Linked DNA regions of Mus musculus: region 2 is linked to region 1. Evidence: chromatin loops called from intact Hi-C (ENCODE). Cell type or tissue: left cerebral cortex. All regions are shown on one strand. Each heading gives the region's core, and the rest is flanking DNA. Links, peaks and the distances in the headings are about the cores only. Region 1 overlaps Pclo (piccolo (presynaptic cytomatrix protein)). Region 2 has its middle 130 kb from the start of Pclo.

The links. Peaks named below come from ENCODE experiments on the same cell type or tissue, not always from the same donor. Only the 100,000 strongest peaks of a DNase experiment are listed, where the experiment ranks them.
Region 2: it touches region 1 in a loop (8-fold over the local background); 13 of 42 quality-filtered maps call a loop at or near these places.

What each region holds. Positions count from the first base shown.
Region 1 is chr5:14,800,688-14,816,989 of GRCm38, forward strand. Pclo (piccolo (presynaptic cytomatrix protein)) reads left to right here. Exons shown (of 25, transcript NM_011995.4): 21 at 10,923-11,064. Among named protein-coding and RNA genes, the nearest start is that of Gm52805, 97 kb to the right of the region's middle. In left cerebral cortex, for the core only: a CTCF peak has its summit at 6,659 (motif pointing left); a DNase peak (open chromatin) is centred at 6,657.
Region 2 is chr5:14,380,621-14,396,922 of GRCm38, forward strand. No RefSeq gene overlaps it. Among named protein-coding and RNA genes, the nearest start is that of Pclo, 130 kb to the right of the region's middle. In left cerebral cortex, for the core only: a CTCF peak has its summit at 8,770 (motif pointing right); a DNase peak (open chromatin) is centred at 8,765.

The sequences.
Region 1 (16,302 bases), core at 5,374-7,873:
TTTGATCTACACATATTATACACATATTCTAAAACCATATTTTATCACTTTTCCATTGGGCTAGGTGAGAGGAGGTGAAGGTATGAAATATGATGAGAGAAATCCTCAGATATAACAGATCAAACCATCAACATAATTCTTTTATTTTATTGAAATATATGTTTAATATATAATTGAATATCAAGAAACTACAAACCTAAGATAGATAACATAAGATAACATAAGAAATACAAACTTTTGTTTGGGATCTTAAATTTGTTTAAATGTGTCAAGATAAATAACATAGATATGATTATGTAGCTTTATATTCTTGTGAATTCATTATCCACATTCTTCCTTGTGATCAAGTATACTGAAAATGCCATTAATAAATTGGTAGATAGTACCAATTTAAATTAAACATTACAAATTGTAAAACGTTAACAAAGATAAGCAAGATACCTGATAAAGGTCATAGGCATGTATGTCTTTCTTAAAAATATAAGAGAGTGAAATAAAAGCCCGTCTTATTTGTTCTTTAGAAGCCTGTGGCAGCAGAATCTGCTTTTCCTAATTGAACAGATCAGTTTTAGAACTGCATGCTTTCTAGTTCTATAGGTTACTGTTTTCAGTTAAGAAACAGAAAATGGACACTTCTACAATGCATTGACTCAAACATCTTTCAATAGAGGCAAATCTATTGTACTTTATTAATTTTAGTTATTTTAATGTGTCCTTCTTGTTCATGGTATTACTTAAGTAAATGACTACTGGGTTAATGTTTCAATCCTCCCCAACTATTAATTTATAAGAATATTTCAAAGGCTTCATATAGAGCAAATCTTTAGGAATGTATTTTTATTTTTTTATATCTGCCAGTGATCATTATTTACTCTGTTTTGATGTAACATAACAATAGTTGTTATTATTTTTATTCTGCTCAAAACAAGTAGAAAAGTCCAGTTTTTGTGTTCAATGTACTTTCTAGTTTAGACCACAGACTAGTCACCAGAGGCATAACACTGTTAATGAAGCATGCTCTGAAGAAACAAAATGTGAATGGTAGGCACCGTTAAATGATTGATGACTGTCAAGAAAGCTTTTGTTAATGATATCAATTTGCAACTATTAGTTCTCAATAATCATTGTAGACTTTTCTCACTAAAGTGACCACTCACAAGAAAGTAAAAAACTTCTTTTTAGCACTCTGTACAACAAGTTGAACTTTCATATGAAAATATTAGTTTTCATTCTCATTTTTTTTTCTCCTGTACCATGAAGTTACAGTGTTCCCATATGGTACTAGAGCATCATATACTGGATAGATAATAATGTCAGTCTTTGCAAGTTTTTATAAACTTAGCAATTAAATAACAATATGTTTAACCTATATGAATTCCCATGGGATTATGTATCATTTGAGGGTATGTTTTGATATCACACACACATTCTCTTCCTACAATTTCTTCCCTACCCCTCTACGACTTCTCTCCCAATGTCACATGCTTTCTTTCTGCGTTAAACTGACTGAGAACAAATAGTGCTGCCTGTGTGTTCATGTAGGTAGGACCAGCTACTAGAACATGAGTAGTTTTCAAGGACAACATCTCTGAAAAAGTACAAATCTCCCTCCTCCAACAACCAACAATTGGCTTCTCAACAAGGGGTAGGACTTCATGATCCCCTCCCCTGTCAATTATTAAGTAATTTTTTAAAGATTCATTTATTATCATAAATAAGTACACTATAGTTGTCTTCAGATGTGCCAGAAGAGGGCGGCAGATGTCATTATGAGTGGTTGTGAGCCACCATGTGGTTGCTGGGATTTGAACTCAGGATCTTTGGAAGAGCAGTCAGTGCTCTTACCTGCTGAGCCATCTCGTCAGCCCTTAAGTAATTTTTAATATGTAGAAATATTAAGTACTTTTAGTGATACACCAATGTGTAAAAATCTACCAAGCAAATTGTTAAGCACAATCATGTTTTTTATAATATCCGAAGAAGAATAGCAAGGGCTTCCTATTCAAGAGCTCCTCACCTCATTTGACTCTCAATTTCCTGTGTCTCATTTATCTCTAGTACATTTCAGGTCATCCTGTTTCTTATGCCATTTAATACTAATTTATAATAATTAAAGGTTTCAAAAATATGTCTTTCACTTTTTTATAAATGTTCATGTTTCCCTGGGCATCAGTTGATTTAAATTATGACTATATGTCCATATTCATTGTTTCTTCTTCCTGAACTCTGACTGGTCAGTTGCCTATCAGATCTTTTGCTGTCTCAAGCCCAGGGTGATAGGATAGTGCATTATAACAGGAAAATAAATTGCATTTTTGTTTGTATCTTGAAAGACGGGTGTATCGTCTTTTTTACCTATCTTATTTATTGAAAATTAATTGGTTTAGCATAAAATAGGAGAAATGAACATTTTCATCTTGATTCAAATTTGAAGAAAAAATGGAAGAACGTGAGTTTTGGCCAGCCTGGGCTACAGAGTGAGACATCTCTCAAAACAGCGATAAGAAGGAATAAAAAGCAACATTGAAAGTTTCTTGCCTTCCAGTAAAAAGAGAGAAGAATTTTCCCATGCCCATTGTTACACATATTCATACATATATTTGTTTAAGCACATTACATTTCAGAACATCTTCAAGTTGTGATATTACTGCAACAAACAAAATAGACAGAAATCTCTGCCGTGAGTCTTTCCCATCCCATTTAGCAATATTTATTAAATAGCCAGTGTATCAGTATCTGGGAAGAATTGTGAAGTAGGAGAAACTACATTTTCTCTAAGCTCATCTGAAAGGGAGATTGCTTTGTAGTCAATGACAAGTTTATATGTGATCAAACTTCAGCAACTTTAGAAATATCTGAAAATAAAATTGTATTTAAAAATGTTATTACTTGACAGTCTTGGATAATGCCAATGTTTTGATTGTATCTGCTCCTCTTACATCTCTTCTCAGATCCCCTTCCCCGTTCACCCAATTTTGTATCCTCTCTTTAACACCATCAAGACCAATTTGTGCTGCACAAATATTCTTGGATGAGTGCCCTTCCACTGGGGCATGATTGACTTAACAGGGCAGCAACTGTTAGAGAAAACTGATGCTCCTTATACTGCCAATAACTCTCTGAATGTGTGTGAAATATTATGCCCATGTCCCTCTCTGTGTGGAAATTTGTTCTGGCTTGAATCACACAGGCTCTGTTCATACTGTCACAACAACTGTGAGTACATATGTGTAGCTGCTCTACCATGTCCAGAAGATACTGGCTCCCTGTGGTCAGCCACCAACTCTGGCTAGTATATGTTCTATGCCCTCACTTCAGCAATGATTTCTGAACATTGGGAGATGGGAATAAGAAATATTTGTCCCACCAAGGGCTAATCATTTTTCAATCTCCTATGCTCTGTGTCTTGGCCTGTTGTGGGTCTTTGTATTAATCACCATCTACCATAACTACACTTTTTTTTTTGAAGAGGGTTGAGAGGCCCATTAATCTATAGTTATAATGATAAATCTCGAAGAGCCAGTCTAATGCTATATCCATTTAGCAAAATAATAGTAGTAGGCAATTGTATATTCTGGCCCAGCTCTGAATCTTTATCATACTCTCTGCAATCTATTGGAACCAACTACAGAAAAGCAGTGATTAACAATGATCATTTGGAAATTTTAAAACGATATTAGATCTCCTGGTTCTATACATGCATTTACCAAATATTTTCTAAGCTTCCTTTTTACAACCATTGAATAAATGCAGACAATATGGAATATAATATTCAGTTTTTGGTGTAGTATTACCCCACACACTTATTTTTACTATTATTAATTTATCACTCCTACTGGAAATGCACTACTTTGTTTCCTTTGAGTTGGATTTTATACACTTATATATTATGCATTACAAGATGGGGATGTGGTAAAATGCTTCCCCAGCATGTAGGATGGTCTGGGTTCAACTTGTAGAACAACATAAATGCAGTATAAATGGTCACAACATTTGGATGTATGGGAGGGACGTGAGGACCAGAAGGTCAAGGTTGTTTGCCTTAGTGCCTTCTTAACTCAGCTTGAGGTATAGAAGAACTACTCTTAGATGTAAATAAATGAGTAATAATTATGGATTTCACTTAAGGATAACATCTCGATTATCAAAATATTTATTATGGCTGTTTCTAGAAGTATTTTCCTATCAGCTGGCATACTGCCAAGCAGTCTCCTTTTTTTTCTGTATTTTTTTTTCTTTCTGATTATCAGTTGTCAGAAATACATGTCTGGAACTGTAATTCAAGGATATTATGAGGAAAACATGAGAGATAATATTTCTCCGAACTCAAATCAAATCAATATTGAAAAAATTAAGAGCAACCCATGAAAGTGAAACTGTAATAGTATCGCAATTAAATATGATCTTCTTAGCATCTGTCTTTTACTGACAAAAATATTGAATGAAAGTCTTAGTGAAAAACCAAAAGTGTACTTGACATAATCTTGCTTCATTCTAGTCACCTGAATGCAGCTAAAATTATTAGATTTATTCAAGATAAAATAAATTGACTTTCTTGATCTTATTTAAGGTATCTCAATCAAACTTTATTCTACTATGCATTACAAGATTCTAGGGCTAATTTAAATTGTGTTTAGGGTTTTTGTCTTCCCAAATCAGCTCTGAATTAAATGTTTCACAGAAAAGGAAGACATCTTAAAAGAAAAATTATAGCAGGGCAGGAAGTTTGAGGTTAGGCTGGTCTAAACAGAATGAGTTCCAGGAAAGTCAGGGCTATGCAGAAAAACCTTGTCTCAAAAAGCAAAAACAAAAACAGAAAGAAAAATTTTAAGATAAAGGCAATTACTATATTATATAAGCCATAGTGTACAATTTATATTAGAAAAGCTCCTCACTGTCATTTTATTAAATTAACATCACTCTCATTTTTTTACTTTAAAGCTTACTCTTAATTCTTTACTCCAAAGGGATCACTGGTTCTGTTTCTCTAATGCCAGATTGAGTGGTTAGTGAGTATCGGAAGTCCCTGCCAGTTAATGGTAGTGTTGCGTAAAAACAGAGCAAGTTGATCATTCAAATATCCGAAAATTTCCATTCATGAAGACAGTATGTATGGAAACAGGGACACGTAAACATGATTAAGTGTGTTTCCAGCTTCCTGGACAGTATCAAAGGATACTTTTTATCTCCATTTCCATCTCTAGGAGACACTCTGTGAATATGGAATAACTTATGTTTTCCATGTTTATAAGGAGAAAAGACAGCAGAACTTCACGAATCACGGTTTGCCTAGTGATATGAATAACATTAGTCATTATGTATAAAGCTCTTTATACAGTCAATCAGTGTTTTTTAAGATGTTTCAGTGGCATTTTCATTTCAGTTGTTCAACTCCAGGATTTACAAGTGATTGAGTCAGGTATCAGGGGCTTATTTTCAATAATGTTCATTGTGAAAATTTGTGGGACATGTGACCAACTGCAAACAACAGTGTGGACGCTTTCTGTGCCAGCTTCTAATTCATAAACTACAAAAAATGTTTCAAATTTTTATTTAAAAAATCAGTGAATTGATTTGAGATTTATCTTCTAAGATATAAAATGAAGTATCTCTCCTTGAATTAATAACCCTGAACTGTAATTAAAAATATTTAAAAATGTGTTCAGACAAATTCAAAGGGAGACATACTGAATAATCCTAGTTGTATTTGAACTTAAAAGCTGATATTTTCAATTCCATATTCAATAAGTGTTTTAGAAAGTGAGATAAAACTGCAAAACCCTTCAGAAGAGTAGGTACAAAAGCTGATGGCAGCAGAAACATGGAGGGAGAAACAAAGGAGGGAAAGAGTGCAGGAAGGAAGGGAAGAAGGAAGAAAGGGGAAGAAAGAAAGAGAGAAAGAAAGAAAGAGAGAAAGAAAGAGAGAGAGAGAGAGAGAGAGAGAGAGAGAGAGAGAGAGAAAGGACGGGAGGGAGGAGGAAGGGAAGGAAGAGAGGAGGGAAGGAGGGAAGGAAGGAGGAAGGAAAAACAAGAGGAAGAAAGGGACAAGGGAGGGAGGGAAGGAGGCAGGGAGGAAAAAGTCTCTAAAACAAGTTTTTAAAAAAGAATTCTTAGAACACATAGTTTCAGAAATAGATTAATAGTTCTGTTCTATCATTATACTACTATACGAAAAAAATTGGTTCATTTCTTGTAATCTCAAACATAATTAAACTACTACAGACTGTGTCTGTAAAGATAAGAGATAGAGTTGAATAAGGCAAGTAATTCAGGAACTTGCTATGAATTACCAGCATATGAAATTGTTTTGGAAATATTTGCAAATAAGTCTTTGCTGCACCAGCTATAAGACCAGAGATACAAAGTTCTGGGCAGCAAGGCTAAATCTACAGAATGTAAAGTCTATGGAAAAACAAACAAACAAAAATCTCAAGGTGTTTTTTTTTGTGTGTGTGACAACTAATTGTAATATAAAAGAGAATTAACAATTTTAAGTCCTCTCATTAAGTGTAAGATCTAGTGAGTCATTAGTCTTTGCAGAAATTAGTTTTCCTAAAGGTAAATAAATGATGGTTCTGGAGTAGGTGACCTTTGGCGTTCTTAACCAGTTCCTTATAGGATTGCCGAGGTCTCTGAGCGTAGCGCTGCCATCTAGTGGCAGCTAAAGTGATAGCTTTGCATAGTCAAGACTACTGGAGAGGGCGGGGCATTCCAGTAGAGAAAACTAGTTAAAGACAAACGTGCAGTCAAAGAGACAGTATCATATTTAATTAGGATTAGACACCAAGAAGTAATAAAACATAACAACATCAAAACATAAGACAGCTAGAGACAATGAAGAAGTTAAAGAATATTTTTAAACGTTTTGAATTGTCCCCAAGAAGGTAATTACCTGAAATGCCTCCTCAATAAGTGTCAAAAAGGAATGGACCTTTTCAGATATTGTCCTGTCTACATCAGCAACCTTTCCCATCATAGGTGTACACCAGTCAACCTTCCCAGAAGTGGATAACTTTTTTTTAGCACAGTTAGCATTTCAAAATTAAGCTAGATATTTAAAACTGATTCTTAAAACTATGTTTGGTATTTTTAATTCTTTTTCAATTATCTTGTGAAATGAAAACATAACAATATTCACGATTTGCAGTTGTCATCTCGTGACTTATTGTGGAATAAACTCTTTCTAGATCATTCTGAACTATGGCTGGCTGGTTCAACTCAGCTGTTTTGGCTTGAAACTCCTCTCCAAACTGACTGATTCAATCTAGACCCCCTCCCTCCCTCCTTCCCTCTCTTCCTCCTTCTTCCCTATTCTCTTCCTCCCTCCCCTCTCTCTCTCTCTCACTCGCTCGCTCTCTCCCTCCCTCTCTCTCCCTCCTTTCCCTCTCTACCTCTCCTCTCTCTCTCCCTCTCTCTCCCCCTCCTCTCTCTAGCTCTCTCTCCCTCTCTCTCTCTCCCTCTCCCTCCCTCTCTCTCCCTCCTCTCTCTCTCCCTTCCTCCTCTTTCTCTCTCCCTCCTCTCTCTCTCCCTCCTCTCTCTCCCTCCTCTCTCTCTCTCTCTCTCTCTCTCTCTCTCTCTCTCTCTCTCTCTCCCCTCTCCCTCCCCCGCCCTGTATGTGTATTCCTCTCTCAAGCTGCTTCTCTTTCCTATCTGTTCTCATAAAAGTTGAGCATTTCCAATTTCTGACTCATTCTTTCTGTGCTAATTTCTTTCTAATTCTTTGTCTTTTCCTCAATTAGATGTCATTGTTTGGGATTAAAAGTGTATACTCAGGGTATATGTCTATTCCAGCCAGGTCACACAGACCTAGAATGTCTTTGGATATGATCCCCTGCCAGAGCAGCCATTTTGCTGGATTAAAATCCCTCTACAGTAAAAAGACCATTTTACTATGCAATATAGAGGTGCATATCTTTATGGACAGTATTATATGATTTCTGAAACTCTGCTTAAAAGAATTGGGTGGAAAAGTTGAGGTAGACTATTTTAAGCTGATATTTTTAAAATCATAAAATAATGAAAGACTGAGCTTTTAATGGTTCTGTTAGTTCAGTCGAAATGCAGAAAAACAAAGAAATACTAGACTGAAATCAAATTCAAAGCCCTTTGTCTGTTTAGCAGAATAAGAAATGAATAAAATCTAGTATTTGTAATGATGATTGCTCCTACAAAACTTAACTATGCATATTATTTTCTTTCACCATTCCAACATAAATATTCATATGTCATACATGATCTGTTATTAGTGTTTGTTATATAGAGAACGAGGCCTTTCAGCATTTACTATATGAGCAATAAATATCTTCTTCATTCAAACCAATTTTTGAGGTCATTAGAATTAAAATCTAGCTGGCTGATTATATTTTTCCACATGGAATACCAGATTAAAAATTGTCAATATTTATTTTAGTAAGCTACAAAAAGCTTAATAAGCTACAAAGGGTTTTTATTTTTTGACAAAACAAAATTAGCATTCTTCTAAATCGGATGTGACTTTTATTTAGAACTGTGTATAATTTCTTTAAAACATACTATGGTTAAAATGTGAAGTACTTCTGGGTTATTCTTCATGGCATCCTCCGTGTTTGGTTTAGCAACACGGACATTGCTATTCATTTATTCACTTATTCCTTCATTTGTTCATCAGATAATACTTGATCACTGTTTAAAGTCAAATGTCTAAGGGTTACCAATGGTGTAGCATTAATGTAACAAGTGTTATTCAGACTAGAAAGTGCTCAGCTCCATAAGTGATCCGTGATCATGTACAATGGATCCTGAAGATTTAGGAGCTGTTCTGATGAAGAGAGAAATGCAAATGCATGAAGCAGCTTATAACTGAGGTTGGCATGTAGACATATGTTCTATAAGGTAGCAGTTCTGTATGCAGTGTGCTTGCTCTTGGATAAAGACTATTTTGACAAGTAAGGTTAAATAGTTTTAAATTATCATCTTTATTACCACTGCCTTTGAAAACAGTACAATGAGGATTGTTTTTTCATTAGTGAATTTCGTGTTTCTCTTTCAATGTTGTACTATCCACTATCAAAAACCTACAGGACTAGATTATTTAATGTCAATTTAAAGCATGACAACTTTCATTTATCTAAATTAATGGAATAGTCTGAATCATTATTCACTGACTATGTGCTTTACTGTATACATATTCATAATTTAATATTCTAGTCATAATGCCTTCATATTTTAAATGGCCCATTTAAAATATTTCTTTAACACTAAATATGCAGTCTGGGTTTCTTTTACATAAACTGAATAAAATATTTAGCAAAAATTAGACCTGTTATTTATACAAATCTATTCCTAAATAGGTAACTAGTATTTTATTGGTGACTGCCACTCCTAACTTCATTTAAGCAGCAGTTTTCAACTTATACATATCAATAAGGAACTGACTTTTATGAAAATTTCTTCCTTGTTCTCCAGTTCTGGGGAAGGATTCCTACCATCATTGGAATAGATATATAATTATTTGGTAGCTTGTAAGGACATCTCATTGATGTAATGGAGACAGAAAGGTGTAGAGGTAAAGCTAAACACTTTACCAGACCTGACAATAGCTACCCTACCTGTCATCAGTTTCCTAGGCAATTTCTTTAAGTTTTCATTGTATTTGACTTTACCAGTTAGAGGTTTTCAAGGCTAAGAATCATCATGTTCATATATATTATTAAGAAATATACAATTATACTGCACAATATAAAATGATTGTTAACCTTTCACCTATTGGCATTCAACTCAGAGACTATATTGATGGAACAGGGCTATGCTTATAGAGGAAAAAGATGTTAATCTTGTAGCTTCTAACACATCTATGCTTAGAACCCAAATAACTTCATTGTCAAAGACCAGGTAAGCTGAAAGACACCAGTGAACAGTCAGAGACTGTAAATCCCAAGAAAGAAGAGCTGGGAGTTTGCCAATTAAGAGCACTGGAGGAAGGTTACAAACAACTGGGATCCTGTATTATATCACTTTTCATCTCCATCTTTAAAAACTCATCATTAGTGATGACATTGTTTCACACACAAAAGCTCAGATTTAGCGTATCTACAGAGTGAGTATATATAGATCAGAAAGGAAAAAAAGTCACTCTCTCTGGCAAGGGATGAACATCAAGAACTTCAAATTAATAATGCCCTCCTCACAAAGTGTGAGCCAACACTGTCTTTCTTCTCTTCCTTCTTTGTGCATGGCAGTCCCCTCCCTGACTCACTTCAGGCTAGAGTTCTGCCCAGTTTGAAGGCTATGCTCCTAGTGCATAAAGTACAGCACAAATGTCCCTATGGACACATGGTCTCATACAAACAAAACTCAAACTCATGAAAATGCTGAAACAAGACCCCATATCAATTACAAAATACCTAAAGGAAAGAAACACCTTTAGATTGAAATCAGAAATTAAAATACCAGGAGAATTGATCAAGCCACATGTGAACTATCTATTCGGTCATGCATTTCCCTTCTATGGAGACTATCTGGTTATTGACTAGTAATAGGTAAGCAATTACCCAATTTATTTAATTCTGTTATCACTAGTACCAGAGTTTCCTAAAATATTTTCTGAGTCTCCCAAATTCCCCTTTGTTTGCCACGGCACTGTTGTAACGCTGTGCAAATAACAAAAACTGTGGGAAAATGACATACTATCTGAGTCTAAACATGGAGATGTTTCTCCCAGTAAATTTTTTTCATTCATAGTAAAAATGTGAAGGAATTCTCTATTGCCAGTGTGCATTTCTAACTAAAGAGATGAAAAGGAAAGGCAGATCGAGGGAGGGAGAATATGTTTGTTTCTGCCAGTCCTTTCTATGACTATTATGCACTTATGTGATTGTACATTTGGAGGGGGAAAGTGTGGCTCACTTGTTGACTGTGGTGTTGACTCTCCCCACGTCATGCAGCAAAGCCTACCAACCACCGGCCTGCAGAGACCTCCGTGTCCACTGGCTCCTCGGGCAGCAGCGTTGGCAGTGGGTATAGCGTGGACAGTGAAGGAAGCAGCTGTGTGGCAGGGGAGCCTAATCTACTTCCTATCCCAAGGATGTAAGTGGTACTTTTCTAAAAACAAAAGTACAATTTTAACAGCATCGTGAGTAACTCATTCTTAACATTTCACAGGAAAAGAACAAGGTCTGAATCAGTGTCCCTGGATGTCTGGACTGCTGGTGGCTACATAAGCGTCGGCTGTTCAGGGATGACTGGCTTATTTCAATTCATTCTAAAGATGAATACAAATTACTAGCATGATGACTTCATCTGCACCGCCTGCATTTAACATAAAAGCTGTTAGAATAGTAACTGAGGTAGGCCATCCCGGAGTTCAGAGCAGGACACTGAAAAGTTCATCACACAGTGACCAGACACCAGCTTCGCTATTTGACATTAACATAGGAAAATTTCCCGTTTGAAGAATCCTTGGAAACAAATGACGAATCGGAACAATCACTTAGACTTTTCAACTCGAACGCTCTGCACAGTTAAAGGGGAAGAATCTGAAGTGTCTTTCCCCTCCCCGTGATTTCTAGAACTTGTTCCAGATCTGGGAGTATAGCTCAGTCATAGTATATTAAACTCCGTGACGGTGATTTTATAACTCACCTGCAAAACCTAAGCCGATTGTGATAGAATGGATTTGGAGAAGTTGTAGATTATATCTGTTTCAGGCTCAAACTCTAAACTTCTAGACCTTTCGTTTTGCTTTCCATGAACGAATCTGTGGGTTAGAAACCACAGCTAGGATATCCAGACCTGTAACTAGACCACAGCATGTATGGCCTAAGGTATGTTTTTATAAGAACCTTGAAGCATGCCTTTGGCAATTTCTAATGTTAAAAAGGAGGATATTTTATGACACATGGAAAGTATATATAAATGACCTTTTATGACTAAGCTGTGATAGACACAGCGATTCCTGTGGCCTCCCGCTGCTTTTTGCTACAGGGCACAGTGCAGTTGCTGTGACAGAGAGCATCGAAAAGGACAGTGAAAGGTCTTTCCATGCTTGCTAGTGGTGTGAAGCCTTCTCCAAAATTGGAAGAATTCTTTGGAAAGGGAATTTATTATTTTTAAACAAAGTATTATGGAAATATTCCCTTTGATCCCCACTGTACTTCGAATAGATACGAATTCATTTTAAGAAAATCAAATAAAATAAAATGGCAACCAGATTCTTACAGTGAATAGTGCATTGATTTTTATAGCTTTTAGTTACAATTTCCAACTTAAAGGAATTCTTATTCTATTACCAGTTCATTTGAGAGACTTCTTATATGACTCTATATTTTAAATTTAGTCTGGGGATTCAATATAAGTGATTATATTTAATCAGATCTATTTATTGGAAATCACTCCTTAAAAGAATCTGATCTTATTAGTATTTTGCCTTTGATAGCTTTGCTGGAATAAACAACAGTAATTTAAGCAAATTCATTACATGTCTTTCTAGGCTATGAGAATCATAGGAATTTATGAAGACTGAACTACAAACATTCTAACAATCTTTGAGTTGGACTATAAATTTCAGACTACACAATTTAACACTGATGTTAAAAGTTAAAACTTCCAGAGAAAAAATATCTTACTTCCTTGATGCCTGAATGTTAGAGGTTAAAGGTTATCATATTTGGGTTTTTTTCCCTTATTTTATTTTTTCTCATTAAACAAATGCCTCTCAGAATTGTGTGGGAGACAATCATTTCGCCCTATGGACACACAAAAAGAATCGCCTTTTAAATCTTTCCATGATAAATTAACAAATAGAACTTGTTCCTTCATTTCAGTGTCTCGTGGTGTTTTGCACAAACGTTATTACACCTAGAACAGGTGTGCAATGGCTATTCAGCAACTGACTTGGGCATCTCAGATGTAGCCTATGCTTACCTGGATGCTCTGAGTTGAAGACAGTTTGCTAGGAATTCAGGAAAATTTCCTGCTTCATACAACTCATGGCCACATCTCCTCTGGCTGTCATTTAGCTTCAGTGTGTCAGGGTCCTCCCAGAGTTCACACAAGGAAGACTTACTGCACATTTTGATGAATATTTACAGTTAAGCAAAGAGTACTTTCAGGTATCATCGTTAAAAAAATAAAATTGATGATTCAGATTTATCTTTAATTAAACTAATAAAATTATAACTTTTCATAAACTTTGAAATAATATAAAAATTAATAATAGTATGGCATTTTTTCAGTACTCTACCATATTGGTAATACTAAAGGGATCCTGTTACTTAAAAAAAAAAACTGGGTTTTACTTAGCAACAAGATACATTTTAATACGTTCTCCTAGCATATATACTGCAGCTAAGCCCTACACTTTCCTTTCCTCTAACAGTAACAGAAGAAACTGCATTAGTTTATTTAACCTAACTAATTTAATCTCAATAAAACAATTAGACAAACTGAAGCTCTGTGCATGGCTGAGCAGGAGACATAGCTCAGTGGTAGAGATATTGCCTAGAATATCCCTAACCCTGGGCTTAATCTTTGATACAGCAAAATTAAAAAATAAAAGTGAAGTTCTATATTTTTTAAAAGGAACTATGAATTCATATGGAGAAAATTGACATACACATATAGATCATGCACAGATATGCATGTGTGAATACATACATATATATATGCATACAAATGTTAAGAATTATATCATCTTCATGTATGCATGTGGTTTTACATAATTACTAAATAGAGTTCTGTGCTTAAATTTTGACCTAAGTTGTTATAATAGACCAACAAACTGGCTTTGAAAATAAAATAATTTATAATTTTTCATTTTTCTACTTTTGTTTTATTTATTTGTTTTCTGCTTTGTTTTGATTTTCAAAACAGACTTTCTCTATGTATCCTTGTCTATCCTGGAACTCATTTTTAGATGAGGCTGTCCTCAAACTCATAGAGTTATGTCTGCCTCTCCCTCACAAGTTCTGCCTGACCAACCACCACAGCTCTCTCTCTCTCTCTCTCTCTCTCTCTCTCTCATTCTCTCTCTCTCTCTCTCTCTTTCTCCCTCCCTCCCTCTCTCCCTCCCTCCCTCTGTCTCTCATATAGAAAAGTTTTACTTTCTTGTATGGAATAGACAGGTATAGTGACAAGAAGAATCCTTTTTAAGCAGTTTCTAAAAGTAAATAATTAGATTTTTATAGTTACAATTTCAGCCAATCAGAAACATCTTGTAGACAAAAGAATTGTCAATAAACATTCTGTATCAGAATTACTGTCTGGAAGATCGATTATTGAGGCCTTCTTTAATTTATGCTTCCTTTTAGCCTGTTAAGGTTTTATTTCATCATGTTATGGTGGAACTAAGTATGTTTAAAGGCAATTCCAAAAATCCACTGTACGTCATGAAACCTTTCTTCTGGTTTGGGCATCGAGGAGCTACATACAGCCTTTTGCCTGGCACCCGGCTGGCGTTCTAATACCACTGTTTTTAAGTACTGCCAATCTTGGCTTGATCAAACCTTTGAGGTAGAAACTAAAAGTCATAGGTAAATTTTTGACTAAATTAAAAATTACTATGTGCATTATCTAATTGTTAATACTATATACTTATTGAATATTTCTTTGCTCGGGCACAGAGATCAATTTTCATAGAACTATCCCACTGCCCTCTTGTGAAAGAAGGTTGAGTTATTTCACTTAGACTCCTCATGGAGAGAGGCAGGAGACCATAAGCAAAGAACAACCAGTGTGATGTTCAAGTGGTTCATTTAACACACATGAAAACAGAAAGAACCTTAAGTATTCATGGCAAAGAATGGAAAGCCTGTGTTATTAAATTTCCAAATGACACAAAAGTATACCTATTGATACAATTCATATAAAATTTGAGTAAATATCTATACTATATAATGTTTAAACCAAAATTATCATAGATATTTTCTCAAGAATTTCTCAACTCTTTGTGCTAAAGACACACAGAATCCCTCTATAACTTTCTGGAATGCCTTCTTGGTATTAGTTACACTCAGATTGCTGTATAATATCATGCTAGAACTTAATGATCTGTCACCAAAAACCCATTAACCAGCCTTCCCTGTATGCTTCCCACCTTGCTCTGACAGCCTCTGCTATATCATATACATATATGATATAACATTCTCATATGTGAGATGGGCATTTTTAGGCTGTAATTATGAGTGAATTCTGACAATATTTATTTTTCAGTGCTTGGCTTATTTCACTTGCCTCACTGCAATCTAACTCTGGTTGCTGCAAGCAGCAGGATCCCATTCTGTTATCTGATTGTCATTTAGGTCTATGATTAAATAGAGTCCCTGCTGTGCAGCCAGCCTACGTTCTTCATGCATTCATAGAGTCTTTTACTGACACATCAGTGGGTTTGACACTGGTATCTATGAATCATGGTAACCAGAGTTTCAATAAACATTGAAGTATAGATATCCACAATGTATTGATTACATTCCCACTGTATGCATATCCCCCCGGTAGGATTGTAAGGTCATGTGGTAGTATGACTTTTGCTCTTTATCAAATGTGAAAGTCTTTATTCTAGTATTAACTTGAGTATTTTTGTGCTTGCCATATTTTATACTATTTGTGACAACAAGACTGTGTCATGGCCAGAAGATAGCACTTTATAGTATTTCTGGGCATCCTCTGGCTTGTATAGTCTATTCACCCTACTTAAGGTGAGTGAAGCAGTTGTAACATTTAAGGCTAGGTAGTCCTAGTCTCAGTACTTTGAGGTGTTATGAGTCTCTGCATTGACCATGGCACTCTGATAAAATGTACTTTTAATTTTTGATGAAAGTCTATACTGTCCATAACCCCTAAATGGCTAGTTTGATTAAAATTCCTAAAATAGTGTATATGTCTTCTCTCTGTTCCACACTCTTGACAGAATTTAATATGTCAACACATTTCTACTAGAATAATGTAATATGTGATTGTTGTTTTGATGTGTTACCTGGTGATTAGCAATGTTGAATTTTATACCTATTAGCCACTTGTTTTCATTTAAGAAATATCTATTTAAGTTAAAATTTATTTCCATGTGTTATTTAATTCAGTACTTACCTTTTTACTAAAGAACGTGTAACACTTTGTTTTGATAAAGATATATTTCTTATGTTACTTAAAAACAAGGATAAATGTTTAAGAAGTGTTTCACTGGATTTAGTTCATATATATGTGTGTATATATATATATATATATACATATACACATACATATACATATATATGAATCATGTGGTTTCCTGTTAACGTGAGCATTTTTAAAAAGTTGTCTGTATGTTGAAAAGGTTTTTTTAGATGGGAG
Region 2 (16,302 bases), core at 7,787-10,286, 420 kb before region 1:
TCGACAATAAAAGGAGATCAAGGGGATACAAATTGGAAAAGAGGAAGTCAAAATATCACTTTTTGCAGATGATATGATAGTATATATAAGTGACCCTAAAAATTCCACCAGAGAACTCCTAAACCTGATAAACAGCTTCGGTGAAGTAGCTGGATATAAAATAAACTCAAACAAGTCAATGGCCTTTCTCTATACAAAGAATAAACAGGCTGAGAAAGAAATTAGGGAAACAACACCCTTCTAAATAGTCACAAATAATATAAAATATCTCGGCGTGACTCTAACTAAGGAAGTGAAAGATCTGTATGATAAAAACTTCAAGTCTCTGAAGAAAGAAATTAAAGAATATCTCAGAAGATGGAAAGATCTCCCATGCTCATGGATTGTCAGGATCAACATTGTAAAAATGGCTATCTTGCCAAAAGCAATCTACAGATTCAATGCAATCCCCATCAAAATTCCAACTCAATTCTTCAACGAATTAGAAGGAGCAATTTGCAAATTCATCTGGAATAACAAAAAACCTAGGATAGTAAAAACTCTTCTCAAGGATAAAAGAACCTCTGGTGGAATCACCATGCCTGACCTAAAGCTTTACTACAGAGCAATTGTGATAAAAACTGCATGGTACTGGTATAGAGACAGACAAGTAGACCAATGGAATAGAATTGAAGACCCAGAAATGAACCCACACAGCTATGGTCACTTGATCTTCCACAAGGGAGCTAAAACCATCCAGTGGAAGAAAGACAGCATTTTCAACAATTGGTGCTGGCACAACTGGTTGTTATCGTGTAGAAGAATGCGAATCGATCCATACTTATCTCCTTGTACTAAGATCAAATCTATGTGGATCAAGGAACTTCACATAAAACCAGAGACACTGAAACTTATAGAGGAGAAAGTGGGGAAAAGCCTTGAAGATATGGGCACAGGGGAAAAAATTCCTGAACAGAACAGCAATGGCTTGTACTGTAAGATCTAGAATTGACAAATGGGACCTAATGAAACTCCAAAGTTTCTGCAAGGCAAAAGACACCGTCAATAAGACAAAAAGACCACCAACAGATTGGGAAAGGATCTTTACCTATCCTAAATCAGATAGGGGACTAATATCCAACATATATAAAGAACTCAAGAAGGTGGACTTCAGAAAATCAAATAACCCCATTAAAAAATGGGGCTCAGAACTGAACAAAGAATTCTCACCTGAGGAATACCGAATGCAGAGAAGCACCTGAAAAAATGTTCAACAGCCTTAATTATCAGAGAAATGCAAATCAAAACAACCCTGAGATTCCACCTCACACCAGTCAGAATGGCTAAGATCAAAAATTCAGGTGACAGCAGATGCTGGCGTGGATGTGGAGAAAGAGGAACACTCCTCCATTGTTGGTGGGATTGCAGCTTGTACAACCACTCTGGAAATCAGTCTGGCGGTTCCTCAGAAAATTGGACATAGTACTACCGGAGGATCCAGCAATACTTCTCCTGGGCATATATCCAGAAGATGCCCCAACTGGTAAGAAGGACACATGCTCCACTATGTTCATAGCAGCCTTATTTATAGTAGCCAGAAGCTGGAAAGAACCCAGATGCCCCTCAACAGAGGAATGGATACAGAAAATGTGGTACATCTACACAGTGTAGTACTACTCAGCTATTAAAAAGAATGAATTTATGAAATTCCTAGCCAAATGGATGGACCTGGAGGGCATCATCCTGAGTGAGGTAACACATTCACAAAGGAACTCACACAATATGTACTCACTGATAAGTGGATATTAGCCCAAAACCTAGGATACCCAAGATATAAGATACAATTTGCTAAACACATGAAACTCAAGAAGAATGAAGACTGAAGTGTGGACACTATGCCCCTCCTTAGAAGTGGGAACAAAACACCCATGGAAGGAGTTACAGAGACAAAGTTTGGAGCTGAGATGAAAGGATGGACCATGTAGAGACTGCCATATCCAGGGATCCACCCCATAATCAGCATCCAAACGCTGACACCATTGCATACACTAGCAAGATTTTATCGAAATGACCCAGATGTAGCTGTCTCTTGTGAGACTAGGCCGAGGCCTAGCAAACACAGAAGTGGATGCTCACAGTCAGCTAATGGATGGATCACAGGGCTCCCAATGGAGGAGCTAGAGAAAGTACCCAAGGAGCTAAAGGGATCTGCAACCCTATAGGTGGAACAACATTATGAACTAACCAGTACCCTGGAGCTCTTGACTCTAGCTGCATATGTATCAAAAGATGGCCTAGTAGGCCATCACTGGAAAGAGAGGCCCATTGGACAAGCAAACTTTATATGCCCCAGTACATGGGAACACCAGGGCCAAAAAGGGGGAGTGGGTAGGTAATGGAGTGGGGGTGGGTGTGTATGGGGGACTTTTGGTATAGCATTGGAAATGTAAATGAGCTAAATACCTAATAAAAATGGAAAAAAAGAATAACTATTGGGACAATGTTGACATAGATAAATAATATTTCTTAAAAAATTAATGCATTAGTCATCTTACAAAGGATTTGGTGTATTAACAAGGTTTCTTACAATTAATTACACTTATTGTTCACAATCTTTTCTCATATTAATACCCTCCTTGCAAAAATACATATGACCACATATAGAGAGACCCTTATTTAATTAGTCCAGAGTATGACTAGTGCCTGTTTACTAACATGTCCTCATGTTGGCATGAGTGAGCAGCAAGGGCTAGGATGCATTAAACTGGATCCTTGAAGATGCTAGTGCTGGCTTCAAGAGCATGGGTGACATGTGCTGAAAAAAAATAATCAATGAATGGCCTACTCTTAAAACTACAGCACAGCCTTGGTTCATGCTGGGAAATTCGTTATTAGACTGGAAACAGGTTTTTGTTGTTGTTGTTGTTGTTTTAACTGACTCTATTGCATAACAAAGCAATAAGGATGAGGAGCCTTAAGTTGTCTTTTTGTTTCATTATTATTTTAAATGAAATCTGGGGAAGGTCAGGAGGACAGGCAATTTAAGATGTCAACCTGTTTAATAAAACTACATGGTCATAAATATGTTTTATGTATGATTTACTGTGGATAACAAAAAATGAATTACCTATCATGAAATATCAGGGAGAAATGCAAAATTGAGGTAATTAACAGTATTGCACAGATTGGGTAAAGTTAGATAATATAACATTTTTATAATCCAAAAAACAAAAATGCTCATAATTATTTAAAATATCATTTGTACACAGGTTGAGGAGAAATACATATTGTCTTTATGTTAGTAGGGTTCTTACATAAAATAAGAGCCGTATATAAACACTACGAAGGATTTAAGTAAGCACATAGTTGAGTGGGTTATTGTATGTGAAACTAGCAACTGGGTTAAAGTATAACTTTCCAGGGATAGTGAGGTGGTTCAGTCAGTAAAGTTCTGCTCAGCAAGCAGGTCACCAGAGTTCAGATCCCTAGAACACCCATAAAAGCTATCCATTGCAGCCAGAAGTAAACCCAGAACAGGGGCACAGTGGATCAGAAACAGATTGCTCTGCAGAGCTCATTTGCCACCCAGCCTTGCAAATTGTTGAGGTCCAGGATCCATGAGATTCCTTGTTTCAAGAGATAAGGATGAAAAAAAGCAAGGAATATACTCAACGCTCATCTCTGGCCTCCACCTGAACAAGTATGCCTACACATACATGTGCACACACACTAATATGCACAAGCAATGTACCATACATATACATTCTGTTCTTCAGTTCACAGTACCATACTTATACACTGCACATCATCTTCACAAGCTTGTCCTTCAGTTCACCTTAGCAACACACCTGAACATGTTCCGTCCTGCCTGGTATACATCATCTTACTATAATAATCACTTACTTTTTGTACAAACTTGCTACTCTCCTGAGGCCAGCTAGGGTATACCACATCATTGCTACAACAAGTATAATGGCCTTTCAATATTTCTACTCCTCTACTTTCATTCATTTCATTTATTTACAATATATTTGGGGAAGATCCTGCACCAATTATGTTACACTAAGATTTTACTGATTAGATGCTTATTGTCCATTTTTGTGGGGTTGACATTTCCTGGAAAGTGACAGTTGTGTCTTGCTACTTGATTAGACTCACTTTATGTCAGTTTGGTAAGACTGTTCAGTCCTTGTTCCTAAAGCAGGACCATCAAGTCTAATCATATCTTTGTAGTGAGGACGTCAGTAGTTGCCTCTGGTTCTCAGTGTGTAGATCCAACAAGAGTTAGAAGAACTGATATATAATGATACCATTAATTTACAACTGAGGACTTTTGTAGAGGACTCCTTGAATCTTCTTAGCAGTAAAAGAGACTAGGTGAAGGCTAGAATTCCTCTTCAACAAGTTCTTGCGGTAAATTGTTTTCCTACTGTTTTTTATATGCTAATAATTATTTAAGGTATGATGAACACATAGGATTAAACATATCTAAATGAAATGGATGCATCTATTTCAAATATCATTTTTTCTAAATTATTTATTCTTATTTTATATACATTGGCACACTCCTTGCTTGTATGTTTGTGAGTATGCCAGATTGCATGGAACTGGGGCTACAGAACGTTTTGAGTTGCCATGTTGGTGCTGGGAATTGAACCCGAGTCTTAACCACTAAGCTATCTCTCCAGACCCTCAAATATTATTTTTGTTAAAGCAAAAGCTATCCTATCTCAAGATGGCCTTCAGTGCGGCCTGAGAGCAGACACTTGTACAAGACAAAAATCAGCTTATAAAAGTTTATATGCTATTGAGCCCCATCCTGAGATCACGCTGCTTGTGCTAATCACAGCTTCTCCCTTATAGTAGATATTCCTCACCTAAACAGAAAGCAGCTTCAACAGTATATTTTCAGATGTTATTGGTTGGGCCCATACTTTGGAGGTTTTGTGGGATTTTTTTTTTTGGTGTGTGTGTGTTTAATTATATTATGTGTGGGCCAACAAGATAGTTCTGAGGTTATGTTAAGCCTTAGGACCCGGCTTCATTCCCAGAACTTGCGGTAGAAGTGAACTAAAGAACTAATTTCTGAAACTTTCTTTCTAAACTGTGCATGTACACACCACACACAGACATGCACACACACACATACATCATATAAAAGCATGAATAATAAAAAAAATAAACTGAGAGGCCTGTGAAAAAAGTTACATTAGAATGTCAGTGAATAGAGATCATTCTATTCTAAACTTCCATGAGGTACATCATCAATTCTATTCTCCTTTGAAGCAAGTCTCAGCCAGTGTTTAGTAGCTTGGTTAGCAAGTATGTTGCATGTTAATGTTTCTTCTTGCAGGAACCATGGATGCATTTCTGGAAGTTAGGCACAGGCTCCAGCTATCTTGTTTAAATTTGCTGAATCATTACAGAATTTAATATTTAAAATATAAAATTGTGTGAGTGTGTGGTTTACATTTGGAATTTTGGAGAGAATTTGAATGTAAGTAGAGTCAAACTAAGTACAGATTAAACACAGCTGTCCAGATGTCTAAATTATCAAAAGACTGTTAAGTAAGCAATTCTTTAGAAAAGCGAGCTCTTTTGTTCCACTCTAGTACCAGAGCCTACATTTATTTGTAGAGGAAAATTCCATCTACAAAAAGAGTAAGAGGAGAAACTAAGGCGTTTTCAGTATATGCATTTCTTTATTGAGATGAGAGGAACTAGAATTTTCTAATCAGAGTCCAGCTAATTTAAAGAAATGCAGTAGTTTTATATTTATTTATATTTTCTTTGATTTTTAAGATGTAAAATTTCTTTTTAAAGTCCATATTATTTCTGAAGTTTCCTCTAATAACTCCTTCAGATACTTAGATAATGAAAGCATTTATTCAAAAAAACTGATGGTAAATCGCAACAGTTAGCTGTCTGTAGAACAGTGGACACTATTTAAGAACAGTAGACACGAATGCTGCAGTTTGATGTTTTAATGCTAAGCACGGCTGTGTTCTTCTATGTCACTCCTTTTATCTCAATGTTACGGATTTCCAACCGCGTCTTCTTAGCCAAGATTCCCGGGCTGATGCTTGCACAACCTGCAGGATTACCTGCGAGGAGCAGGAGATGGAGGGATGCCGGGGTTCTTCCCCGACCCCAGGGTCATAGCTGCTAGCGTCTGAGGCTTCCCTCCCTCCTTAAGCATACTCACTGCAATAATTACTGAGCCCCGTCCAATAAGCTACTCCAACCAACCCATCAAAAGGTTACAGCAAACTGAGAACGCTGTGATCAAAACAACAAAATCTAAAACACCACATGCCACATCGTGCACACATTCAATCATGGTTGGTGGGCAATGTTTTCCTACCATTTCAGAAAGAAAAGAATTTGCCTTGTCTTGAATTCAAAACTTTTCTGTTCATTTTGCCTCTATTTTCTATGCAAACACCTAAGCAAAGTATGTAAATAACCGAATTATCGCTTGTGCTTGAATGTATGTAATGAGGAGAATTAATGCGTGCTATAAAACAACTCATGTGTTGAGCTGCAAATGATCATACAAATTTGAATTGTGCATTAAGATAAAGAGAACTGTTTCATAGCTTGTTTGTAAGGAAAGGCTTCAGTAATTACGATTCCATATCAAGAAACCTTACCCGGGTGTGTGTGTGTGTGGGGGGGAATATCATGTAGTCTCTATGTTACCTAAGCGCTAGTTAAAATTGTGAGGTTTTTGTTTGTTTCTTTTCTTTCCTCTTTCTTTTTTCTTTCTTTTTTTCTTTCTTTCTTTCTTTCTTTCTTTCTTTCTTTCTTTCTTTCTTTCTTTCTTTCTTCCTTCCTTCCTTCCTTCCTTCCTTCCTTCCTTCCTTCCTCCTTCCTTCCTTGCTTGCTTTTTTGTTTATTTTTTGGTTAAAGAAGTTACTGCTTTCTGAGTAATATTATTGTCATTAAATAATTAAAAGCTAACTATTTTACTTTTTAAATTTTATTAGGTATTTTCTTCATTTACATTTCCAATGCTATCCCAAAAGTCCCCCATATCCTCCCCCCACTTCCCTACCCACCCACTCCCACTTCTTGGCCCTGGCGTTCCCCTGTACTGAGGCATATAAAGTTTGCAAGACCAGTGGGCCTCTCTTTCCAATGATGGCCGACTAGGCCAGCTTCTGATACATATGCAGCTAGAGTCAAGAGCTCCGGGGGGTACTGGTTAGTTCATATTGTTGTTCCACCTATAGGGTTGCAGACTCCTTTAGCTCCTTGGGTACTTTCTCTAGCTCCTCCATTGGGGGCCCTGTGATCCATCCAATAGCTGACTGTGAGCATCCACTTCTGTGTTTGCTAGGCCCTGGCATAGCCTCACAAGAGACAGCTATATCTGGGTCCTTTCAGCAAAATCTTGTTAGTGTATGCAATGGTGTCAGCGTTTGGAAGCTGATTATGGGATGGATCCCTGGATATGGCAGTCTCTAGATGGTCCATCCTTTCGTCTCAGCTCCAAACTGTGTTTCTATAACTCCTTCCATGGGTGTTTTGTTCCCAATTCTAAGAAGGGGCAAAGTGTTCACACTTTGGTCTTTGTTCTTCTTCAGTTTCATATGTTTTGCAAATTGTATATTGGGTATTCTAGGTTTCTGGGCTAATATCCACTTATCAGTGAGTACATATCATGTGAGTTCTTTTGTGATTGGGTTACCTCACTCAGGATGATGCCCTCCAGGTCCATCCATTTGCCTAGGAATTTCATAAATTCATTCTTTTTAATAGCTGAGTAGTACTCTATTGTGTAAATGTAACACATTTTCTGTTTCCATTCCTCTGTTGAGGGACATCTGGGTTCTTTCCAGCTTCTGGCAAACCAGTAGCCGACATCAAGGTAAATGGTGAGAAGCTGGAAGCAATCCCACTAAAATCAGGGACTAGACAAGGCTGCACACTTTCTCCCTACCTATTCAGCATAGTACTTGAAGTCCTAGCCAGAGCAATTAGACAACAAAAGGCGATCAAGGGGATACAAATTGGAAAGGAAGAAGTCAAAATATCACTTTTTGCAGATGATATGATAGTATATATAAGTGACCCTAAAAATTCCACCAGAGAACTCCTAAACCTGATAAACAGCTTCAGTGCAGTAGCTGGATATAAAATTAACTCAAACAAGTCAATGGCCTTTCTGTACACAAAGGATAAACAGGCTGAGAAAGAAATTAGGGAAACAACACCCTTCTCAGTAGTCACAAATAATACAAAATATCTTGGCGTGACTCTAACTAAGGAAGTGTAAGAGCTGTATGATAAGAACTTCAAGTCTCTGAAGAGAGAAACTATTTTACTTTTAACAATCATACTTTCACAACAAAAACAAAATAAAATAGCCCTTTTACAAATCCTCTTAGTTGTGGTGTGAGCTACAAGAGCATCAGGTTGCTATAGGTGGAACAACATTATGAACTAACCAGTACCCCGGAGCTCTTGTCTTTAGCTGCATATGTATCAAAAGATGGCCTAGTCGGCCATCACTGCAAAGAGAGGCCCGTTGGACTTGCAAACTTTATATGCCCCAGTACAGGGGAACGCCAGGGCCAAAAAGGGGGAGTGGGTGTGTAGGGGATTGGGGGGGGTGGGTATGGGGGACCTTTGGGATAGCATTGAAAATGTAAACGAGGAAAATACCTAATAAAAAAATATGAACTATTTTATAGACAAAAAAGAAAAAAAAGAGCATCAGGTTGCAATGTGCCCTATACTCATCAAAAGCTATTACTTCATCTCCCACCAGGTGGCGCCACACAGTCCTAAATGCCGTATTCCTCCTTAGGAAAGAAACTGCAGCACGTCAGAGAGCCCACACCTTTCCACGCTTGTATTTGCTTCCAGGAAAGTGGGTAGCAATATGAAAAAGAGACAGATGAATAATAATTTCTAAACTCAAAGCTTAGTTACAAGGAACACAAGAATTAGAACTCATTCTTTAAAACAAAAGTTTCATTATTAATTTATTTATTCATTTTACATCCTGTTCCCAGCCCCATTCCTACCTGTTTTCCCAGTCCCACCCTCACAATCCTCCTTCCCCATTACCACTTCCCCTTCACCTTAGAGAAGGGAATTCTTCCACGGGTTCAAAGTGGTCCTGGCACATTAAGTCTCAGCTGGACTAGGCATATCCTCTCACACTGTGGCCAGACAAGCCAGGCAACAAGTTTAGTCTCCTCTAGGCCAAAGATGGAGCCACCACAGAGCCAGCCTAGATAAACTGTGTTTGCAATCCACTTGGGGATAGAAGAGAGACAAAACACACGCAAATGAAGAAGAAAGTCAGGAATGGCATTTATAAGCTGGTAGGCATGAGCAAGACCATGTCCTTCCCACTAGACATTGAAACAGGGTGACATTATATTTTTGCTTGCAAAGGTAACCAGAGCCAGTGCAGAACCTCCTATTTCTGGCTTTTATTACAGTCACAGACTTTGCATAATGAATGCCATTTTTCTTTTTAAATATACTCAGTGGCTCTCCATTCCTTTCAGAATTAAATTTAAACTTCCACAGTTATTGAAAGTACCACACTATGAACTGTTTCTCTGTGTTTGTCGTGGCATGATATACATGTGACAGATGGCCAAAAACCATTCTTGTCATAAGGACACTACTTAACTCAGTTGGCCTTTTCTCTTTCTTATCAAAACTTTCTAGATAAAGGAAGCTGTGCCTTTCCACTTCAACTTTGCTGATCATCTTCCATAGACTCAACTTACCTTGGACTTATACACATAAAATGAATGAACAAAGTTGATTTCAATATTAAGAGATCGGGCTCACAGAGATAGAAATGACAAGGACACAGCCTGCAGGCCCTGTATGCATATGTTATGGCTGTTAGTTGGTTTTCTTGTTGGACTGCTAACAGTGGGAGCAGGCGTGTCTCTGACTCTATTGTCTGCTCTTAAGACTCTTTTCCTCCTCTTGGATTACCTTGGCCAGCTTGGCTAGGACAGCCTTTGCCTTGTCTTTATTGTATCTCTTTTTGTCCTGTTTGATGCTCTTTGGAGGCCTGCTGTTTTCTGAAGAGGAAACAGAAGGGGAGTGGACCTGGGTGATTGGGAACATAGACAAAGCAGGGAGGAGGGGGAGAAGGGGAACTGTGGGCGGGGCGTATTGTGAGAAAGAAGAATCCATTTTCAATAAATATTTTAAAAACACCCAATATTGGCACATAGCTCTTGCTATTGGTTTGTATATTCTGACCCTTCTGGATGCAGTTGTCTCCTTTCCATCACAATTTAGGGGTGTTCCTGGACCATGAGATCCAAATCAGGTCATCCCACTTCTTAAACAACATGTCATTTTCTTTTCTAGCCTGCTATCATATAAATAAACTGTGGATGGGCTTCTTGTCACAAGTAGATTTGAGAAAGAATATAAGGGATCCTTGATCAGGCCATATTGCTTATTAGCTTATGTAATATTCTTACAGTACATAGTCTAAAAATATTATCAGTTTGAAAGTCATGTTTGAGGATTTCTATTTCAGGGTCATGTCAGGCTCATCATGGTCCTTGGAACGTAGCAAACTATTTAATATGTTGTTTGCGGCATTGTATGTGACTCTCCACAGAATGGCAGGAGGGTAGAGACATGAAGAGAAGGAGTTGGGTTCTGAGGGCGTTGCTTTAGCCTGTGGTGCCGTTCCTTTCTGTCTGGGAATAATGTGCTTGGGAAGAGTGATCTGTCCAAGATCAGTTAACAAGTTTCATAGGCAAGCTCTGGATCCTGAAATTCCTATGCCCAGTAAAGCCCACAGTCCCAGAACTCAATAGATTGGATGGATTAGTTGATATGGACTCTTGTGATGTGAGTTCTGTGTAAGCAGTTGTAAAGAGTTAAAAAACTATTATAAAATATTGTCATTTACAATATATTTATCAATAAATTACTTTCTTAAACTGTGATATTTTGAATGTAGTCTGCCCTGCAGAGGTGGAGACTTTGTCTTCTTAACTCTAACTAATTCAACTTCAATATTGGATTAGTGGTTGGTTATCTGCAAATATTAGTGAGTCTGTACTCATTAATGTCTTGGGAATGTTCTATGGAATATGGTGACCTTTATATAAATTAAACAAATTAAAAGCTAAACTTCTTGCTTACATATTCTGTATTTCTAGGGATATAGTCCTCCTTCCAAATGTTCCTTTGAACCAAGCAGAAACCTGTGTGGATGAGCACTGCAGCTTAGACTGTACGGCAAGCTACAGCCAGCACACCACAGTGTCATCCATTTCTTTTGTTCTGTATATTTGTCAGAAGCGTTCCCCTACGTTATCTTCCTCTTTCCCTGAGAGTGAGTTGTGGAAGCAGAATGTGCCACAAGCACCACCACTTGCTAAGATTCAAGGACCACTCTATGACTCACCCACTTAACACTAGCAGCTGCCCTGAGGCTTCAGTGGAATAATTTTGACTCAATTGCAGACACCTTTCTTGGGTAAGAGAATTAAAAAAAGAAAGAAGGAAAAGGAGAAAAATCCTTCTGTGTAATGGATTCTGAGAGGAAAAGATTATGTTCTAAGACAGACAATGCTTATGTGAATGAGAAAAACATGGGAGGGATTTTTTCCTCTTTGAAATCATCTTTTCTGTAATTCTATATGATTATTTCTTATCAAAGAAGAAATATAGAAGTACAGGACAAGGTAGGATGGTAAGAAAGGCTATGCATATTGATTAAATATGCTCAGGAAGGCAAAATCCCTAGCTAGCCCAACAAGGCTGTTTATCTGATCGACTGGAAGGAGTGGCTGATTTGTACTGAGAGAACAGCAGCAGCTTCCTAGCAACATAGTCACAGCCTAGCACTTTCCAGCTACTCGGGCATCCAAGCAGAACTGCCATTTCAGAGTCCTCTATCCTCCTTCTGCTATGTATACAAGAAAAGGAGGAATGACAAGATGGCATTGATCTCACAGCCATTCTCTTCAAAAGATGCAGTTGACAAGATAGACGGATGGAAGATGTTTAACAGATCAAACATTCTGTAAAGAATTCAAACATGTAAATGATAGAATATATGGCTCAAGATATAGAATGCTATTGTAAACTTTCTGTACATGTGTGTGCCTATTGTTCCAAGTTATCCATGAACACACAGAAAGGCTGTGCTTTTTTTCACAGGACTCATGGTCACATCAATCCATGTTTCACCTGTGACCTGCAGTACTTTGCATTTACAAAGAGCACCTGAGGCACAGAACTGCAATGCCTACTTCACATGCTGTGTAACAACATACAGCTCAGCAAAGTAGGATTAAGCTGCTTGTTACTTCAAAAGTAAACATAAATGTCCATGAATACCACACTGGTAAGGGGGAAAGAAGTCATTTTCAGTTTATCACTTGAATTGGTGGGGCTTCATTAGCCGTCACAACTAAAAATTAAAATGCATTTTCTCAAAAGTTTATTTCCATGATAGAACAAAGACTGAAGCTTCACTTTGTTTATATTTTTCTATCCAGATTCTAATATTCAACATTGGCCTCAGTACAGTTATGTTTCCTCTCAACTTACCTCAATTATGGAAAAAGGATTGAGGTTATAGTATTCCGTCATTTTCTTTTCTCTTGAGTCCAATATTGTCTTCCTTTTAGCAAGGCTTTAATAGGGATAGTTTTATAAAGAAAAATTTTATTTGCAAATAAATTATTATTATGGAGGCTCAGGAGACATCTCAATTGGTAAAGTCCTTGCTACCAAGAACTAAGTTTAGTGTATTATAGTCATGTAAAATCCAGGCATGGAAGTATATGTCTGTAATCCCAATTATGAAAGATGGACTTAAGTGTTTCTGAGAATCTTGTTAGGCCAGCCTGTTGAGCAGAATTGGGAAACTCCAGGTTCAATGGAAGAAGTCTTTGGGAGTTTGAATGAGAATAACTCTCATAGGCGTATATATATTTGACTGCTTGGTTTCCAGTTGGTGGCAATATTTGGGAAGGATTAGGAGGCATGGCCTTGGAGAAGGTATGACCGTGAACCATGATTTAGGTTTCAAAGCCTATACATACCTCAGTATCTGTCTCTCACTCCCTAATGGTTGTGAAGAAGATGTAAGCCATCAATTTTTCTTCAAAGTACATGCCTACCTTTACCTTTTCCATGCTCCCCACAATGATGTTCATGTACTCGAACTCTCTGAAACTAAGCACCAAAAAGCCCCACCAAAACAAAACAAAACAAAAACAAAAACCAAACAAACAAAGAGAAATCAAAACAAAATCCTGTCTGATAAATTGCTTTGATCATGTTTCATCACAGCAATAGAAAGTATAGTGGAATGTCACAAAAAATGTCTATGCAGACCTCTGACTTCTATGGGCACATTTAGAAAAGGAGACCACAAGCATGATCTTACTTATAAGCATATTCCATATACACACAATTTAAATAATAATATAAAACTATTCAAACTCTTTTTTATGAAATAATGTTGTTTTGTTCTAACTTGACAGTATCATAGAGCATACTTTCCCTCCATACGATTAAATATGATATAGGCCAATGTGAAACAGAATATTTTAATATATTATAATAACAGTATACCAACTGATTATGCAACATTTTACATGGTAACAATGATATTGATAATTAGATATCAAATATCCAGGGATTAGATTAGGAAACAGACATGTAACTTAATTAACAGGGAGGAGAATCTGCAGTTGTAATGTAATGTATAAAATAAAAAGGAATAAATAAATAAAATGCAGAGAAAAGTAATCAAGAAATAGGGAAACCATCACAGATGTTAACAGAATAATTTCCTAAGTAATTAACAAGGTATTCATTTATTGCAATTCTTGTATTCATATAACTAGATTAGAGTGGTAAATGTAAGAAATTCCTATTAATTTTTCTATACACATGGGAAATTATACCATACAATTATTTGAAGTGCTATTTTACAGTATATTTTAGTTATTCTGAATATAGAAGACTGTGCCTCTGAAAACAAATTTCAGATTATTGAAAATTTATTGTGCTTTCTTATGAGTATAATGTCCCTTGGAAAGTAAAAATTGTCTTTTAATAGTATACCTTAATTAGTGTTGATTCAATTACCTTTTCATGATCCTGCAATTGATATTCTAAGTATAGACTCACCAAAGGTTTATAACTAGTCATAAGCCTCTTCAGCAGTCACCATGCTGAAGAAATATTTCTTAGTTTGATTGTGAATCTTTAAAGTTATGCATATATTCAAGTGGAAGGGGTAGCACTTATTAGTTCTAAAACCATAAGAATTGATGCTAACAATATAGACATTTACAGTGATAGTATATTACATGTAATTGCAGAGGGTAATTTTACATATGCCACATGTTCTTAGTGAACTACTTTAACCGAGTATGTCTCATACCCTACTTAGATGGATAAATGATATGGGAGGAAATACATTTGATCTCACTTAAATCTTTATGTTAATTTTAATAAGGCCATGGGAAAAGCCATATTTTACTGCTCACTACTTTAGTCCTTTTTGATAGCCTGAGACAATTGGTCATCAGCCTCAAAGTGGAAACATGAAAGCATATTTAAAAACTGAACCATAGATTTTCAAAAGGCCAATAGAAAAATGGAGAGAGGACATAAATGAACAGTTATGAGAAATGAATGTTAAACGGATGAAGAACTATTCACTAACCTAAAGAAAGGCAAACTGAATAGCAGATGAGCTTCTTTTGAGCAAAGAATTTTGAAAAGGTGATACAAAGATAAGAATGCTAGTGGAGATAATATTTATGTGATTTATACAGGTGCTCTATATAGAATAAAAACTTTCATTTCTTGGAACTGTGCACTGGCATAGTAATTTGTTTTTTTTTTTTTTTTTTTTTTTTTTTTACACTTCCTTTTTTTTTTTTTTCCATTTTTTATTAGGTATTTAGCTCATTTACATTTCCAATGCTATACCAAAAGTCCCCCTTACCCACCCACCCCCACTCCCCTACCCACCCACTCCCCCCCTTTGGCCCTGGCGTTCCCCTGTACCGGGGCACACAAAGTCTGCGTGTCCAATGGGCCTCTCTTTCCAGTGATGGCCGACTAGGCCATCTTTTGATACATATGCAGCTAGAGTCAAGAGCTCAGGGGTACTGGTTAGTTCATAATGTTGTTCCACCTATAGGGTTGAAGATCCCTTTAGCTCCTTGGGTACTTTCTCTAGCTCCTCCATTGGGAGCCCTGTGATCCATCCATTAGCTGACTGTGAGCATCCACTTCTGTGTTTGCTAGGCCCCGGCATAGTCTCACAAGAGACAGCTACATCTGGGTCCTTTCAGTAAAATCTTGCTAGTGTATGCAATGGTGTCAGCATTTGGAAGCTGATTATGGGGTGGATCCCTGGATATGGCAGTCTCTACATGGTCCATCCTTTAATCTCAGCTCCATACTTTGTTTCTGTAACTCCTTCCATGGGTGTTTTGTTCCCACTTCTAAGGAGGGGCATAGTGTCCACACTTCAGTCTTCATTTTTCTTGAGTTTCATGTGTTTAGGAAATTGTATCTTATATCGTGGGTATCCTAGGTTTTGGGCTAGTATCCACTTATCAGTGAGTACATATTGTGTGAGTTCCTTTGTGATTGTGTTACCTCACTCAGGATGATGCTCTCCAGGTCCATCCATTTGGCTAGGAATTTCATAAATTCATTCTTTTTAATAGCTGAGTAGTACTCCATTGTGTAGATGTACCACATTTTCTGTATCCATTCCTCTGTTGAGGGGCATCTGGGTTCTTTCCAGTTTCTGGCTATTATAAATAAGGCTGCTATGAACATAGTGGAGCATGTGTCCTTCTTACCAGTTGGGGCTTCTTCTGGATATATGCCCAGGAGAGGTATTGCTGGATCCTCCGGTAGTACTATGTCCAATTTTCTGAGGAACCGCCAGACTGATTTCCAGAGTGGTTGTACAAGCCTGCAATCCCACCAACAATGGAGGAGTGTTCCTCTTTCTCCACATCCTCGCCAGCATCTGCTGTCACCTGAATTTTTGATCTTAGCCATTCTCACTGGTGTGAGGTGGAATCTCAGGGTTGTTTTGATTTGCATTTCCCTGATGATTAAGGATGTTGAACATTTTTTCAGGTGCTTCTCTGCCATTCGGTATTCCTCAGGTGAGAATTCTTTGTTCAGTTCTGAGCCCCATTTTTTAAGGGGGTTATTTGATTTTCTGAGGTCCACCTTCTTGAGTTCTTTATATATGTTGGATATTAGTCCCCTATCTGATTTAGGATAGGTAAAGATCCTTTCCCAGTCTGTTGGTGGTCT